Regions from separate parts of the Homo sapiens genome. Here region 2 is linked to region 1. A link is an interaction called in ENCODE POLR2A ChIA-PET data of the cell type or tissue named here. Cell type or tissue: PC-9. All regions are shown on one strand.

Evidence for each region. ChIA-PET counts read pairs that join two places held together with the same protein. Peaks named below come from ENCODE experiments on the same cell type or tissue, not always from the same donor. Only the 100,000 strongest peaks of a DNase experiment are listed, where the experiment ranks them.
Region 2: POLR2A ChIA-PET joins it to region 1 with 10 read pairs; 2 of 35 experiments call an interaction of 5 or more read pairs at or near these places.

Annotation. Positions count from the first base shown.
Region 1 is chr2:182,945,931-182,953,930 of GRCh38, reverse strand. It overlaps NCKAP1 (NCK associated protein 1), which reads left to right. Exons shown (of 31, transcript NM_013436.5): 21 at 600-818; 22 at 1,008-1,138; 23 at 1,429-1,526. Among named protein-coding and RNA genes, the nearest start is that of FRZB, 83 kb to the right of the region's middle. RefSeq lists an enhancer at 3,829-4,328. In PC-9, no CTCF peak of the experiment used is centred here; a DNase peak (open chromatin) is centred at 4,210; H3K27ac peaks cover 2,528 bases.
Region 2 is chr2:182,190,311-182,198,310 of GRCh38, reverse strand. All of the region lies in intron 10 of PDE1A (phosphodiesterase 1A), which reads left to right. Among named protein-coding and RNA genes, the nearest start is that of PPP1R1C, 210 kb to the right of the region's middle. In PC-9, no CTCF peak of the experiment used is centred here; no DNase peak of the experiment used is centred here.

The DNA.
Region 1 (8,000 bases):
CTTACCATGTTAAAGCAATTTGTAAAACCCTCTTTATACTTAAATCACTTTTGTTACTGGTATACTTAGAATGTTTTTAATCATTTTATTCACATTTCGTTGTAGTTTTTAAGTTTTCTTTTTTCTTTTTTTTTTAAGACAGTCTCACTCTGTTGCCCAGGCTGGAGTGCAGTGGTGCAATCTCAGCTCACTGCAACCTCTGCCTGCTGGGTTCAAGCGATTCTCCTGTCTCAACCTCCCAAGTAGCCAGGATTACAGGCATGTGCCAGGCCCAGCTAATTTTTGTATTTTTAGTGGAGACAAGGATTCACCATGTTGGCCAGGATGGTCTCGAACTCCTGACTTCAAGTCATCTGCCCGCCTCGTCCTCCCAAAATGCTGGGATTACAATAGGCGTGAACCACCATGCCCGGCCTTCATTCTTTTTTTACGCTGTTTCCTGGGAAGATAATGACAGTAATTTTACAGCTTTGTAATAAATTATTTTTAAAGTTAATTTTATTGCTTGTTTAATATTAGATAACAGTAGGTTGAGTGGTTTATTTTACATGAATGGAAAAGTCAGAGGCTTTTCTTATTCTTCTATCCCTTCTTCCCAGGTCAATTGTTGGGATGACTATGTATAATCAAGCCACACAGGAAATTGCAAAACCTTCAGAACTTCTAACAAGTGTAAGAGCATACATGACCGTACTCCAGTCAATAGAAAACTATGTGCAGATTGATATTACAAGAGTATTTAATAATGTGCTTCTTCAACAAACACAACATTTAGACAGTCATGGAGAGCCAACCATTACAAGTCTATACACAAATTGGTAAGGAATGCATTTAGAAATTTGTAGTAGCGGAAAATTTGTAATGAAGTACTTAGGAAAATTAATTTTTTTGTGAATAAGTACTTATTCATATTATCAGTCAACTTAAAATTATATGCAGGAATGTATATCATGATACATTCTGAATTAAGCAGTTTCTTCCGGTTATAAGTTTACGTTTCTCCTTAGGTATTTGGAAACTTTGTTACGACAAGTCAGCAATGGCCATATAGCATATTTTCCTGCAATGAAAGCGTTTGTGAACTTACCTACAGAAAATGAATTAACATTCAATGCAGAGGAATATTCTGACATATCAGGTGAATAGTACTATACCACAGTTTAGAGAATGAAGAACACTTAATTCTTTTGCTAGTGTCTTGATTCTTTAGACTTTTGATTCTGTTGTGACTATTTCATTCAATTATATGCGTAACTGCATATTGTATCTTAGAATTACTTTTGCATTTTGTATTCTCTCTTTCACTCTAGAGACTTTTATCAGGATTTTACATTAGTTTTTATAATGAGATGTTGTATTGTGTTAATGTTCATTTTCTTAAAGTATTTGCTCTGTCGGAAGTATAAAATTAAGTATGTTTTCTTTCAGAAATGAGGTCATTATCAGAACTACTAGGCCCATATGGTATGAAGTTTCTAAGTGAAAGCCTTATGTGGCATATTTCATCACAAGTTGCTGAACTTAAGGTAATATAGTCTTTATTAATTTTAGCTTTTAAACATTAATTCCTGAAAAACATTTCAGGGATATGAGCAACAAGCCTACAATGTTAATTATTTTAATCCAACATGAAAGTACTAATATGAAAATGAAAATTAAATAGCTAGCAAGGCCTTTTTATGGCATCTTAGTTTAGTTTTCTCTATTTTGTAGGTGAGAAAATGGAAAGCGAAAATAGGTGAATTGACTTGGTAAAGGGGACAGAACCTCAGAGTCTTTGGCTTGTGGTCAGGCCTTCATAGTATTGAATCATGATGTTTTCTTTGAAATACCAGCTTCAAAATTCCAGCCAAAGTTAACAATTTGTTCACACTTGCGGTTTGAATGTATTTGCTTTCCATAGATTATAATACAAAAATTACTGGGCTTATTGCTTTTTCTTAGGTAATCTTTTAAATTATCTTATGCCCTCTAAGTTGAATGAAAAATGCCTTCAGAATGCTTAATGTTTCAGTAAAGATGTAAAGGAACTGAAGCAACAACATTTTAAATACCTTTTTATTAGCCTTTTAGAAATATCCTACAGCTACGGTGATTTATATTAAACGAATCTGTATATATAATAACTATGTAGTTTTTGAAAGAATTTGAACTTGGGCCACCAAAACTTTTGAACTTACAAGCAGAATAGAGAAATCATGTTTTAAAATAAACATTTTCTTCGTAAAAGCTTTTTGGTGGTTACTTGAGTCTTGATATTTTAGTTTTTGTTTGTTTGTTTTTTTTTTTTTTTTGAGATGGAGTCTCACTGTGTTGCCCAGGCTGCAGTACAGTGGCACAATCTCAACTCACTGCAACTTCCACCTCCGAAGTAGCTGGGACTACAGGCACGCACCACCAAGCCTGGCTTATTTTTGTATTTTTAGTAGAGACGGTGTTTCACCGTGTTGGCCAGGCTGGTCTCGAACTCCTGACCTCAAGAGATCCACCCACCTCGGCCTCCCAAAGTGCTGGGATTACAGGCATGAGCCACCGTGCCTGGCCAATTTTTAGTTTCTTAAGAAAATGATAGACGGTAGTGGTAAGTAGCTTACAGTTCAGATGTAGCACATAGAGTTCTAAATGTGGTTAATCTGATTTACTGAAAATTGAGCAAATATATAGAACAAGTTAATTTCCACAAACTTAATAGTATTTTGCTGAGTGAATAAATAGCAAGAGTCAGTGTGACTAAAAGCTTAGTATAATCAAAGATTTAAGGAGAGGCAATATTACCCATTGGTTAAGAACTCAAGCTTTCAGCCAGGCGTGGTGGCTCATGCCTGTAATCCAGCACTTTGGGAGGCCGAGGTGGGGGATTGCCTGAAGTTAGGAGTTCAAGACCAGCCTGGCCAACATGGTGAAATCCCCCCTCTACTGAAAATACAAAAATTAGCTGGGTGTGGTGGTGGGCACTTGTAATCCCAGCTACTAGGGAGGCTGAGGCAGGAGAATCACTTGAACCCGGGAGGCGGAGGTTGCAGTAAGCTGAGATCACACCACTGCACTCAAGCCTGCATGACAGAGTGAGACTCTGTCTCAAAAAAAAGAAAAAACTCAAGCTTTCAAGTTAGACTTTCCTGAATTTCAGACCTGTCACTTACAAGCTTTGATTTCGGACAAATGTTTAAGCTTGTACTTTGAGAGAATTTTATGAGATCATGCATGTCAAGCTTTTAGGTACTCAGCATAATGTCTGTTATTTTAGTATTCATTGTATCATTATCCTCTCATTGTTATTTTTAAAGTTTTCTGCAATTATTGTATAAAAGTCAACTTTTAGATGGCTTAAAATATAAAGTTTATAAACTTTATATGGTTGTAAATATACAAACATTGAAATGCTGGTCTTGGTTCTTTACAAGCAGTATCATTCTTATTTATTAGACTAATTCTGCTGTAAATACATAATTTTTTTCTATCCTACTGTTCTCAAATAAGAAATTTCTCATCTCCAATTTTTTTTCTTGTGTTCCTTCAGTATGAGATAATAGAAGAATTATGGCTCTGAAATTTTACTTTAGCCAGCTATTTTTTATTTCAGACTGAATAAACTAGGCACTTCTAGAATTATCTGTATTATTTTTTGCTTTTTTGTTATTTAATTTGATGGATACAGTATCATGGTATGGTAATAAAAATTAGCCTATTTTGAGTCTCTCTGAATTCATTTATATGAACAGTTCCTTAATACTGCAAGGATCTGGCCTTCTGCTTTTCCTTCCTCCTTCACTTTTCTAGCATGGCTGGCCTGATTGCTGTTGTGTCATTTCAAACTACCCTTCACTAAGACATGGTCATAACTTGCCTGTTCGTGACATTCATGTATTTTTCATATGTCACCGTATCAGAATGTCCTTCCTGACCAAGCTTTCTAAAATAGCAAACATCACTTTTTATTCTCTTCATTCAGCTGTATGTGTATCTTAATTGTGACCTCTCATGCAGTGTATTTGTTCATGTCACTCTCACTAGAGTATAAATGCAGTTCTAAACTCTGTTAAAACCTTGCTGCAGACCTAACACATATTAGGCACTTAGTAAATATTTGTTGGATGCAAAAATAAAAATAGCTAGCTTTGTTTGTTTATTTGTTGGAGACAGAGTCTTGCTGTGTCACCCAGGCTGGAGTGCAGTGGTGTGATCATGACTCACTGCCAGCTTGGCCCCCCTGGGCTCAGGCGATTCTGTCACCTCAGCCTCCTGAGTAGCTGGGACTACAGGCATGTGCCAGCAAGTACGGCTAATTTTTTGTAGAGACAGGGTTTCGCCATATTGCCCAAGCTGGTCTCTAACTCCTGGGCTCAAATGGTCCACCCACCTCAGCCTCTTAAAGTGCTGGGATTACAGGCACGAGCCACTGTGCCTGGCCCCAGCTTTCTTAACTCTGTTTTATTCAAGGACTTTTCTAAGATCTTCACTTATCTTATTAACTCCTTTACATCTTTAAAAGAGGTGTTTTCCTTATTTTACAAATTAGGAAAGTGAGGCCAAGAAGGATTAAATAACTTACGCACGCTCACATTTTAGTCAGTGGTGAAACTGAAATTTGAACTCAGTCTGTCTAGCACCACAGATTATGCTAGTACCATGCTACACTGCCTGTAGAGCTGAGAGGGATCTCAGTAGTCATCTAACCTACTCCTATCTGATGAAGGAGCACATGTTGCATTTTTCTAGATGTATTAGCTAGTCTTTTTGAAAATGAGGCCATCTTATCAATTACTGTACATCTCTAGTTTATGTTGATTTAGTATCTAAGTAGTAATTTTTTATTGGTCCTTATTCTTACATCAAGAGGCAGGGATTGCCTTTGACGAGATCACTCTTCACGTATTTAAAAACTGCTTCCCTTCATGTATCATCTTTCTCTTCCTCGTGTGGAATATATTCATATTCAGTCTCTTTGCCATCTTTCTCACTCCTTCCTCTGTACAAACTCTGTTTTTTTTGTTGTCACTCTTAGAGAATAGTGCCCTGAACCAAGAATGAGTTTCAGATAAGGTGTGATGAGTGAGAGTACATTTATCTATTCTGGATACTGTACTTACTGACACAGTTTAAGATAGCATGAACACATTTGGTAGCTATGCCATACTGTTTTCACAATCAACTTGCAATCAGATGAATTGTCTCTTTTTTTCACTTATGCTAACCTTAAACCATGGCTTTCCACATCTTATATTTTGTGAAATTTTTAGACCTGAGTGTATGCTTTGTAGTTTTTCTTAGTAGAGTTTATCTTGTTAGGTATTGTCCATTATTCTAGGGTCTTTTTTTGAGTACAGATTTTATCCTAGTCTTTTAACAATTATTTTATAAACTTAACTATTTTAGCCTTGTCTGTAAGTATGAATGTTATCAAATATATTCTCATTCTTGAGAAGAAATGGAAGGTGCTTATGTTTTAACATTTCTCTCTTATATTTTGGAGTGGCTGTATTCTCGCTCAGATATTAAAATTTAAAGTTAGGGGAATGCGGAACGACTGTAAACAATGTTGACTTTTTAAATATCCTTAACCAAGATGGTTAAGGATGTTAAAACATTTTTTCTTGAAAACTTTTGATGTTAGCTTTCTAGTAATCTCCTATGTGATTCTTTTCTTACTTGACTTTTCATTTTACCTTCATAATAACTTCCATATTTTATTAATGATTTAATATTGTAGTAATATTTTTTGGTATTTGTTTTTACTTTTTTGCTTCTCAAATACTAAATCCTGACTTATTTAAGGATTATGTTTTTCAGAAGGCTTCCTATGAAATATTTATATTTTTAATATTGTGCCTTCATCATTTAGTTCTTCAAAACAAGGTTAATTGTAAGGATTCCATTTTCTGGAATTGTATAATGTTTTATAGTGATTTTGTTTGAGTTCTCTCCTAATAATCCAGATTGTTTAGTATTCAACTACTTGTGTATTATTAAGAACTTGAGAAGGTGTTTATTTGTGACTTTGTTTTCTCAGCCTCTGTGTACTGAGGCATACTTCATACGTATTCTTATATTTTATTACATAAGAAATCCTACAGATCATAATGATGTTTCATATAGATAAATTCAGTGTGTTGTATACTAGTCTGTCTCATTGAAATAAATCTCTAAAAGTTATTCTGTCAGTGATGATTCTAATTTTTTTAGCGTCCTATAAAATTTCCTTAGAATAACCTAATTTTTGAAATTATAGGAACAAAAGAACTTACAGATTTTTGCTTCCAGTATTGGTAGGTAATTCAGACCTCCTTATTTCCAAAGAACAACTTAAAAAGCTGGAGATATATATATATCTCTATAAAATAATCTTCTTTAAAGAAGAACTAAAAAGATAGTGAAGTATTTCTAGGCTGACGCCAAGGAGAACCTGGGAAATCAGAGACATAAGCCCAGCTTTGGAAGCCACTTTTCACCCAGGCATGTGTACTGAAGCAGAAGTAACATTTGTAAAACTAAGCTGAATTCTGGTGGCCTTGTGGAACAAGGGTGTCAGTAGTCAAAAACCTAGAGTAAAGCCTTCTCAAAGTAGGGCATGGGAAGGAAGTCTGCATAATTTCTCCCCAGCCCTCTTTACATAGACACTGTCTAACTTCGGGGTAGGGGTGAACTGGAAATGAGTCACCCCTCCCCAGGATTTGCAGCCCTGTTTATGTTATATGCTTTATCTAAGGCATCTCAATCCTTGGACCTGGATTAATGTGGTCCTAGGTTGGTAGTGCCCCAATGTACTTAGCAGAAGCTAACACAGATCTTCTCTGGAGAAAGATATCCTCATCCTAGGCTTCAGATGATTCCTGCAAATAATTCATCAAGCACATGACCTTCAGCTGGAGAGTGGAAGTCTTTTGGAGATTAGTGCAGGGTGGAGGTAGGAGGTTTTATATATCTGGCAGGCTGCCATGATTAAATTATTGTCTTGTTTTCAGCCTCAAGCCTTCCTTTCTGTGCCATTGCCTTCAATTTCTGATCCCTTCCTCCTTTCCTCCCTCTTGAGGTGTGATTTAACTTGCTTCTGCATTTTATCTCCATTATAAGAACTTGCTAATCAAATTTCTCACCTCTCCTTATTCTTTGCTCTAGTTTCCATCTTCCAGGAATTTGTTGACTTTTCTCCTTTGATCTTGTTTTTTCTGCTGTTTCCTTTTTTTTTTTTTTGGTAGGTTTATGCCTTTATTTTTTTACCTCTGACTTGAGTGGATTTCTGAAAGGAGCAGTTTTAGACATTTAAAATTCTCTACATTTAATCAGCACTTCTACATAGTTTACATACTTGTTTGAGCATTTTTTTTTTCTTTCCAACTTCTATTTTACGTTCAGGGGTGCATGTGCAGGTTTGTTATATGGGCGAATGACATGTCATGGGTTTGGCACACAGATTATTTTGTCACCTAGGTAGTAAGCATAAGTACCCAATAGGTAGTGTTTTGACCCTTAACCTCCTCCCACCCTCTACCTTCAAGTAGGCCCTGGTGTGTGTCGCTCCTTTTTTTTTTGTAAACAGAGTCTCGCTCTGTCGCCCAGGCTAGGAGTGCAGTGGCGTGATCTCGGCTCACTGCAAGCTCTGCCTCCCAGGTTCACGCCATTCTCCTGGCTCAGCCTCCTGAGTAGTTGGGACTACAGGCGCCGACCGCCACGCCTGGCTAATTTTTTGTATTTTTTAGTAGAGACGGGGTTTCACCGTGTTAGCCAGGATGGTCTCGATCTCCTGACCTCGTGATCCACCCACCTCAGCCTCCCAAAATGCTGAGATTACAGGCGTGAGCCACTGCACTATCTATGTGTACTTGATGTTTAGCTCCCATTTTTAAGTGAAAATGTGAGGTGTTTGGTTTTCTCTTTCTGTGTTAATTCCCTTAGGATAATGGTCTCCAGCTCTATCCATGTTGCTGCAAAGGACATGATCTCATTCTTATTTATGACTGTGTAGTAGTTCATGATATATATGTACCACATTTTCTTTATTG
Region 2 (8,000 bases), 760 kb after region 1:
AAACATGAGCATCTGCATAGAAAACCTCAAGAGATCTACAAAAGGCTACTTACTAGAATTAATAAATGAGTTTATTAGTTGTAGAATCAATTGTGTTTCTGTATGCAAGCTGCAAACAATTTGAAAATAAAAATTGAAAACAGTATGCTTTATAACAGCATAAAATAATAAAATTTTGGGGGAAACCTTTAATTAAATGTATATGAAACCTCCACACTGCAAACCACAAAACATTTTTGAGAGAAATTTTAAGACCTATATAAATGGAGAGATATGTTAATGACTGAAAGACTCAATATTTCTAAGATGTCAATTCTTACAAATTTTTAATAAATTTAGCATAATCTTTATCAGAAATTGTAACAGGCTTATTTGTAGAAGTTGAAAGGCTGATTCTAAAATCTGTATAGAAATATAAGAGTCTAAGGCAGCTAAAACAATTTTGAAAAAGATTAAAGAAGTTGGAGGACTTACACTTCCTCCTTATGTGAGTTAGTATAAAGCTACAGTGATCAAGGCACTGTGTTATTGGCATAGGGCATAGGGCTAGGCAAATAGATCATTAAAATAGAGGAGTGATTTCAGAAACAGGCTCATATATATAATGTCATGTGATCTTTACAAAGGCACCAAAACAACTACATGGGGAAAGGAAAGTCTTTCCACAAAAGGAAATGGAACAGCAATTAGTGAATGTATGGGAAGAAAAGGAAACTTGTCCCCTACCTACACCTTAACACAAAAACTAATTCAAAATTAAGGAGTTTAAGACAAAACCTAAAACTATAAAGATCTTAGAGGAAAACGCAAGAGAAGATCTCTCTAATCTCGGGGGTAGGTAAATATTTCTTAGAGAAGACACATAAAGCATTACCCATAAAAGAAAAAAAAAATGAAGTGGAAAAAAGCAAAACTCAAAACTTCTGATCTTCCAAAGGCACTACTAAGAAAATGCAAACCATAGACTGAGAGAAAATATTTGTACTACAAATATCTGTCCAAGGACTTGTGTCCAATTGCATATAGAACTCCAACAAATCAATAGTAAAAAGAAAATCAGGCCAATTTGAATGGATATTTTATAAAAGGAAATGTACAAGTAGGTAATACTTACATACAAGTATGTTCATTTTCTTTACTTATCAAAGAATTATAAATTAAACCATAATGAAATATCATATAGCCCCATGAGAATGACTAAAATTAAAATAATTGAAAATATAAGGTGTTACCAAAAATGAGGAACAACTGGAGGTATCATACATACATCACAGGTGGGAGGATAAATTATTACAATCACTCTGGAAAACTACTGGATATCATCTACTGAAGTTAATATGAAGGGATAGTTAATATCCCTTAGGACCCAGCACTTTTACCCCTAGATAAATGAGTATTTATGCCCACCAAATGTCTTATATAGGAGTAGTCATTATACTACTACTTAAAAAAACTCAATGCTAGAAACAGTCCAAATATTCATCAAAAATAGAAATGGATAAAAAATAAATCATGGTACAGTCATACAATGGAATATCCAGCAACAATGAAAAATAGACTAATGATACAAATGACAATAAATCTCAAAATAATACTATAAACCAATTTATATGAAGTTCAAAAATTGGCAAAATTAATATATGGTGATAGAAATCAGAACAGTAGGTGCCTATATGGGTTAGGATTCCTTGGACGAGGTTAAGGCAACTTTCTGGGGGTAATGGAAATGCTCTATATCTTAATCAAGTATTATACAAGTGTTCCTGTTTATACCCTTCAGATTTGCCCATAAATTTCCCTTTAATTTTTTTTAAAAAGAGTATATCATAATGAAGGTAGCTCATCTCTGACTTAAAGAAGACCCTAAAAAAATTACTGTGGGAAAAAACAAAACTAAAATCCCAGAGACTCCTGAAGATTACCATTAGATCTCCAAATAATATCACGATTTGTATTATCCTTTTGTTTTACTGATTTCAAAACAGACAAAGAATACCTGACAGGATCATGAGATTAGTAAATTCAATGAAATTGAGTTCAGATCTGTTGAAAGTTCACCAATTTCTGGATTTTTAAAAGTAAACGATTTTCAAATCCCCTTCAGAAACATATGCAGCAAAACAGAAAAATGTGGAGCTAAAGGTCAAAATAATTAAGTTTATACTGCCAACAAATATGTCTTTCAAGCAAAACAAGTTTTTCTTTGTGAAACTTAAACTGAAATATGATATTAATTCCAACAGGTAAAATGTTTTCTTGCATTGAACTAACTAAATAAATCCCATATTACTCTCACTTATTCTTAGTCATACTGCATAATGTACACCTTTGGAGGTAAATAAGCAATGAACCTGAAACTCCTTGCTGTATGCATTTCTCTGATTTGACATAAGATATTGAACTGTGTCTATGTATCTATGCATATGTCCTAGAAATTAGCAGGACTGCAGTGGTTCTTGTATGTTTTATTTTTGTTCATCCTCACATAGCCATCTGTAAAACTGTCACTTTGTCAGACCCACAGTACTGATACCATTCTGCTCTGCATTTAGCCAAGGTGACTGGGTTTTTCATCTCGGACAGTGAAAACAGCACTTTTACAAAGCAATTTGCAAATATATGTCTTCATTCCTTTGGAAGGTACTAAGAAGCTAAATACTGTGTCTTAAATTCCACTGGCTGTGCTAGAGATTTTGAGGTAAATCAAAAGAGGTCTGTCCAGAGCTCATCATGGTGCTCAGCTACAGTTTAAATGTAAACATCTTGTGTTTCTTGTTAAAGACTGTATTTTATGTACATTGGTCAAACATAAGAAGCCTAATAATGCAAATTAGAGAGATAATTGGACTTGACTTCAGAAAACTCAAGGGTAGGCCCTAGCTTCTCATTCTTCCAGGAGTGGGAGACATGAGTCTTCCCCTTCCTGTCTCTATACACCTTCTTACCTTTTCCCATCCTGCCTACTTCCCAGGATGATTGTGAGGAGCAAAGTGATAGAACAAAAGTAAGAGGGCTTCAAATGTGAGGAATTGGTGGTATTTGTTATCCTGCTAGTCTATTTTAAGCTTTATACTTTCCGAGGCAAAGTATCAGTATACTACACCATTGCTTATGAAGTATTTTGTTGTTTGATAGTTACTTAACGCTGAATTTCTAAAGATCTGGGCACAATTTAAAAGCACATTTCCAACACAATCATCAAGTTTAAAAAGTAACCAATTAAGAGAAGTATTTTCCTTTTTGATCTGCAGAATGTAATGCTAGACTTGCAATTCCTTCTATTGGTTTTGAACAAAATTAGAGCCTGGATAGAAATTCAAAAAATCAGAAAAGTAGCAAAGGAAAGAGCTGATTTTTAGAATTTTTCAAGAGCAACCTTTCAAGAAAGGTTCGTGTGTGTGTGTGTGTGTGTGTGTGTGTGTGTGTGTGAATATTTCAGAAAAATGCAGAGAAATTTTGTGATGTGTTAACTTCTAAATCATTTTCTTATTAGTTTGTCTACCGAACTCATTTTATTTAACAAATGGACTCAGACACTAAGAATTTTTTAAATGCTGTATATTTCTGGAAGACAAGCTATTTGTATTATTCTTAAAAATCCCATCAACGTTATCCCATTCTTTAGTGCTACTACTTTAGTTTCACCCTCTAAAGCCGTGAGAAACTAGCCAGAGATCAGAATTGTATCCAGAATTTGCAGTCTTGAGAAACGCTGATTTCTGACTCTTGAATAAGCTGCTAATGGTAAAAGGCAGTAGAGCGAGTTCTCATTTCCAAGGCATTTTCGCAACAAGCCTGTGATATTTATTAATACAATTAATGTCTCCTCGAGTTTTCATGCAGATCAACACACCTACTGACAGTAATGGGTAGATTTGGAGGATGCTGCTTTATTTTAACTATGACTGATAGGAGAGAGAGATCAATATCAGCCAAAAAAGTAATCATTGGTAAAAGAAGACAGGTTTTTGCTTTTTATTCTCCTCTTGAACACACATGTCAGGTTGGCAAGATAAGAAGTCAATGCAGTTAATTTTTTTACAAAAATAGTTACTTCCATCAAAATGTGTTTGTATTTTAAACTAAATAACAATAACTACGTGGATTTTTCCCTTCTTCAACTAGCTGTTTTGTGACACATGAAAAAAATCTATATTTGAACAAAATCTGCATTTATTAATCATTATTACCTTGTTAGCCAAGAAGAAAAAAATAATTAGAAATGCAAGTTATTTGGAAGGAAAGGTCAAAATGTTTACTTTACCTTGAATTGTATACAGTCAGGCCTCTCTATTTTTAAATGTTGCTAGAAGTAGTATAAAGTGTGTTATTTCAAAATAAATTTCATTGTCCATAGTAATACAAATGTACTTAGTCCATTCTCAGCCAAGGATCTGGCTTTTCAAAAAAATCATAAACATAACCCCTAAAATTGCAGAAATGAAAAGAACTGTAGCTATGAGCCAAGATAACTTTAAATGTAAAAAAGTAAAGCTTTTAGTTTCAAGAGCCATAAAAGTACTATAAACACCGATTACACCAGGGGTTCTAATATTCCATAAAATATTTATAACATTCACAGAAATATAGTTATATCAGACCAATATTTTACTGAAAGTGAATGTATTAGTTGCTGTAATTATTAAATGCTTAAATGTTTTTCGTGGCGTTCTTCGAATTTAGAAGGGCCCATTTGTAGAAGTAAAGAAGGGTCATTAGAGGGCCTAAATTCCTTAAATTTTCCAAATAAGGCTAGATTAGTGCATGCTCCTCTCCTCTCCCAATCAAATTCTCTATAGAACCAGTGGTCTCTCAGATTTCACCCTCAGCCTTAGAATGTCTCCAAAGGCTGTCCTTAGGAGGAGTGTCTCCTAAGCCCCTGTCCCTGTGGTCAGGGGATTCCTGCATATTTGTTATCGACGTTGCTTCTTTCTCCAAAATTGAAGTTTCAATGAAGAGTTTTCTCAAGATTTCTATACTTTACCCTGTCTTATCTTCTTCATTAAAACAAAACAAAACAAAACTGGCCAGGCGCGGTGGCTCACGCCTGTAATACCAACACTTTGGGAGGCTGGAGCAGACGGATCACAAGGTCAGGAGTTCGAGACCAACCTGGCCAATATGGTGAAACCCTGTCTCTACTAAAAATACAAAAATTAGCTGGGCATGGTGGCAGGTGCCTGTAGTCCCATCTACTCGGGAGGCTGAGGCAGGAGAATCGCTTGAACCCAGGAGGCGGAGGTTGCAGTGAGCCGATACCATGCTACTGCACTCCAGCCTGGGCGACAGAGTGAGACTCCTCTCAAGAAAAAAAGAAAAACAAAAACAAAGCAAAACTATAGAAATTTTTTTGGTTTCAGAGAAATGCAAAAAACAAACAACAACAACAAAAAGGTGCTGTTAGGTCAATGGATTTCATACCTTATTAATGGCTGTCAGAGCACTTTACAATGGTAGGAAGGCATTTAAAAACAATTACTAGTTCTCTTACAGACTTTCAGAGAAGAAACCTGAAGGATCTCCAGGGAATTGTAAAGACAGGTATAAGCTGTGGGGCCTGAGAACCTCAGGCTGCCTTGAGTTTCCATTTCTATGGGACTAGTTTTTCTACTTACTCCTCATTTTTAAAAGTGTATTTTGGCCCCCTGAAGGCAGCATCCTCAAATGACAGCGAAACCTCTAAGAAAAATATAAATTCTTCTTTCACAATGCTTATTGCGATGACCTCTGCTTTTACCTTGATGGAAAATAAATATTCCTTATCCTGGGACAGAATGAGGAAATTATAAAGGTGGCCAAATCTATACTCAGAGATTCTAACATTCTCTTTATACAAAGTTCTAGTTCCTTCATAGTTTACCTACAGGGCCCCCTACTAATCTTGCACTCATGGCCTTTATTCACCCTAAAGAGTAAATAATACTTTGAAATATTTATAAATAAATTAAATAATTAATGTACTTTAGCATTCAATGTGCTTTGACAGTGAAAATTTAATATTCTAAATTAATTGTGAGGTACAGGAAGCAAATAGAATATAAAATCTCTTGCTCCATCTGTAGGAAGGTCATCCCTGCATATATCTGTCAAATGCCTAAGCCCTATAGGAAATATGTTGCCATTCAACATTCTATAAAATTTAGCTCAAGAAAGTGGCTGGGCACAGTGGCTCACGCCAGTAATCCTAGCACTCTGGGAGGCTGAGGCAGAGGGACTACCTGAGGTCAGGAGTTCGAGACCACCTTGGCCAACATGGTGAAACCCCATCTCTACTAAAAATATAAAAAATTAGCTCAGCATGGTGGCAGGCGCCTGAAATCCCAGCTACTTGGGAGGCTAAGGCAGGAGAATTGCTTGAACCTGGGAGGCAGAGGTTACAGTGAACCAAGATTGCGCCATTGCACTCCAGCCTGGGCAACAAGAGCGAAACTGTCTCAAAAAAAATAAAAAAATAAAAAAAAAAAGAAAGTAAATCATCATAATGCCTTTCTCAGGCCAAAGTTATCATTTTGGGGCCAAAGAGCTTGTACCACAGAGTATAAAAATACATCTATTACATTTGTGTCCTTAAATACCAGATAGCAGCATCTTGACAAAAAAAAAAAAAAAGTTAAATATAGCTTAGCAGCATTTAATAGATACAATCTTATAATATTTAGGGTGGTGCAAAAATAATTGTGGTTTTTGCAATTTTAATTGCAAAAGATACAGCTGACTGTATCTTCTGATTCTAAGACTACTGACAATTTTAATTGCAAAAACCACAATTACTTTTGCACCAACCTAACAAATACACAAAAGAATAAAACGCAGTTGTATCAGCATATGTTAAATAAGCATCTCTAATATCAGGTTCCCAAAAGCCTATCGGTAGCTTTATTTCTATTTTATTTCATCAATAGTAATATTAGTATTTATATTTTAACATAAATGATTGATGACATTATTCTTGCACCTTATCCTCAACATGTTAGAAACCAAATCAATAATAGTATTCAAATCTTTCCCCCACCCAGATCATCTGGTTTCCATTAGTGGCATCAACAGACTCCTCCTTTCCATTCGCACTGGAAGCCAAGGAGTCATCCTCAACTCACCCCAAGTCATCTCTCATACTGCAGACAAACTAATCTTTCAAAAGTGGAAATCCTTTCTTGTCAATTCCTTGCTAGGAAAAAAGAGGGAGAAAAAGATGATCCCTCTCTATTACATGCTAAATTAAGCACTACTTCAATTTCCTGTGTTTTAAAACTATTCAATGTATGCATTAGACATCATAAATACCTTTAATTTGTACATATTGCATTCATGTTGTTGCTATTCTAAATTATGGATTTTTTTTTCTTTTTTTTGGGGGGATGGAGTCTTGCTCTGTCACCCAGGCTGGAGTGCAGTGGTGCAATCTCGGCTCACTGCAACCTCTACCTCTTGGGTTCAAGTGATTCCCCTGCCTCAGCCTCCTGAGTAGCTGGGACTGCAGGCACATGCCACCACACCTAGGTAATTTTTGTATTTATAGTAGAGACGGTGTTTCACCATGTTGGCCAGGATGGTCTCAATCTCCTGACTTCGTGATCCATCTGCCTCAGCTTCCCAAAGTGCTGGGATTACATGTGTGAGCCACCGTGCCTGACCTAAATTATGTTTCTTATTAGCTAAACTTAATGACTACTAAGTGTCAGGCACTGTCTTTATGCTTCATATAAATAATCTTAGATAACTTCAGGATAGATACTATTACATCTATTATATTTTATCCCTAAAACAAGTAAATCAAGATCACAAAATTAGGTAACAGATAAGGAGAATTCATTTCAGCAAAGGCTGTGCTGTGTCTGAAGTAACAGCAATAACCCCTAGACAGCAGCGATTCAGCTGACTGTATCTTCTGACTCTAAGACTAGTGGCATTAATAATTCCCTTCCATCTGTCCTTTAAGCTGAGTATAAATCACAATTTCAAATGGAAATAGTGTTATTATTATCCAGAGGAATTAGGGG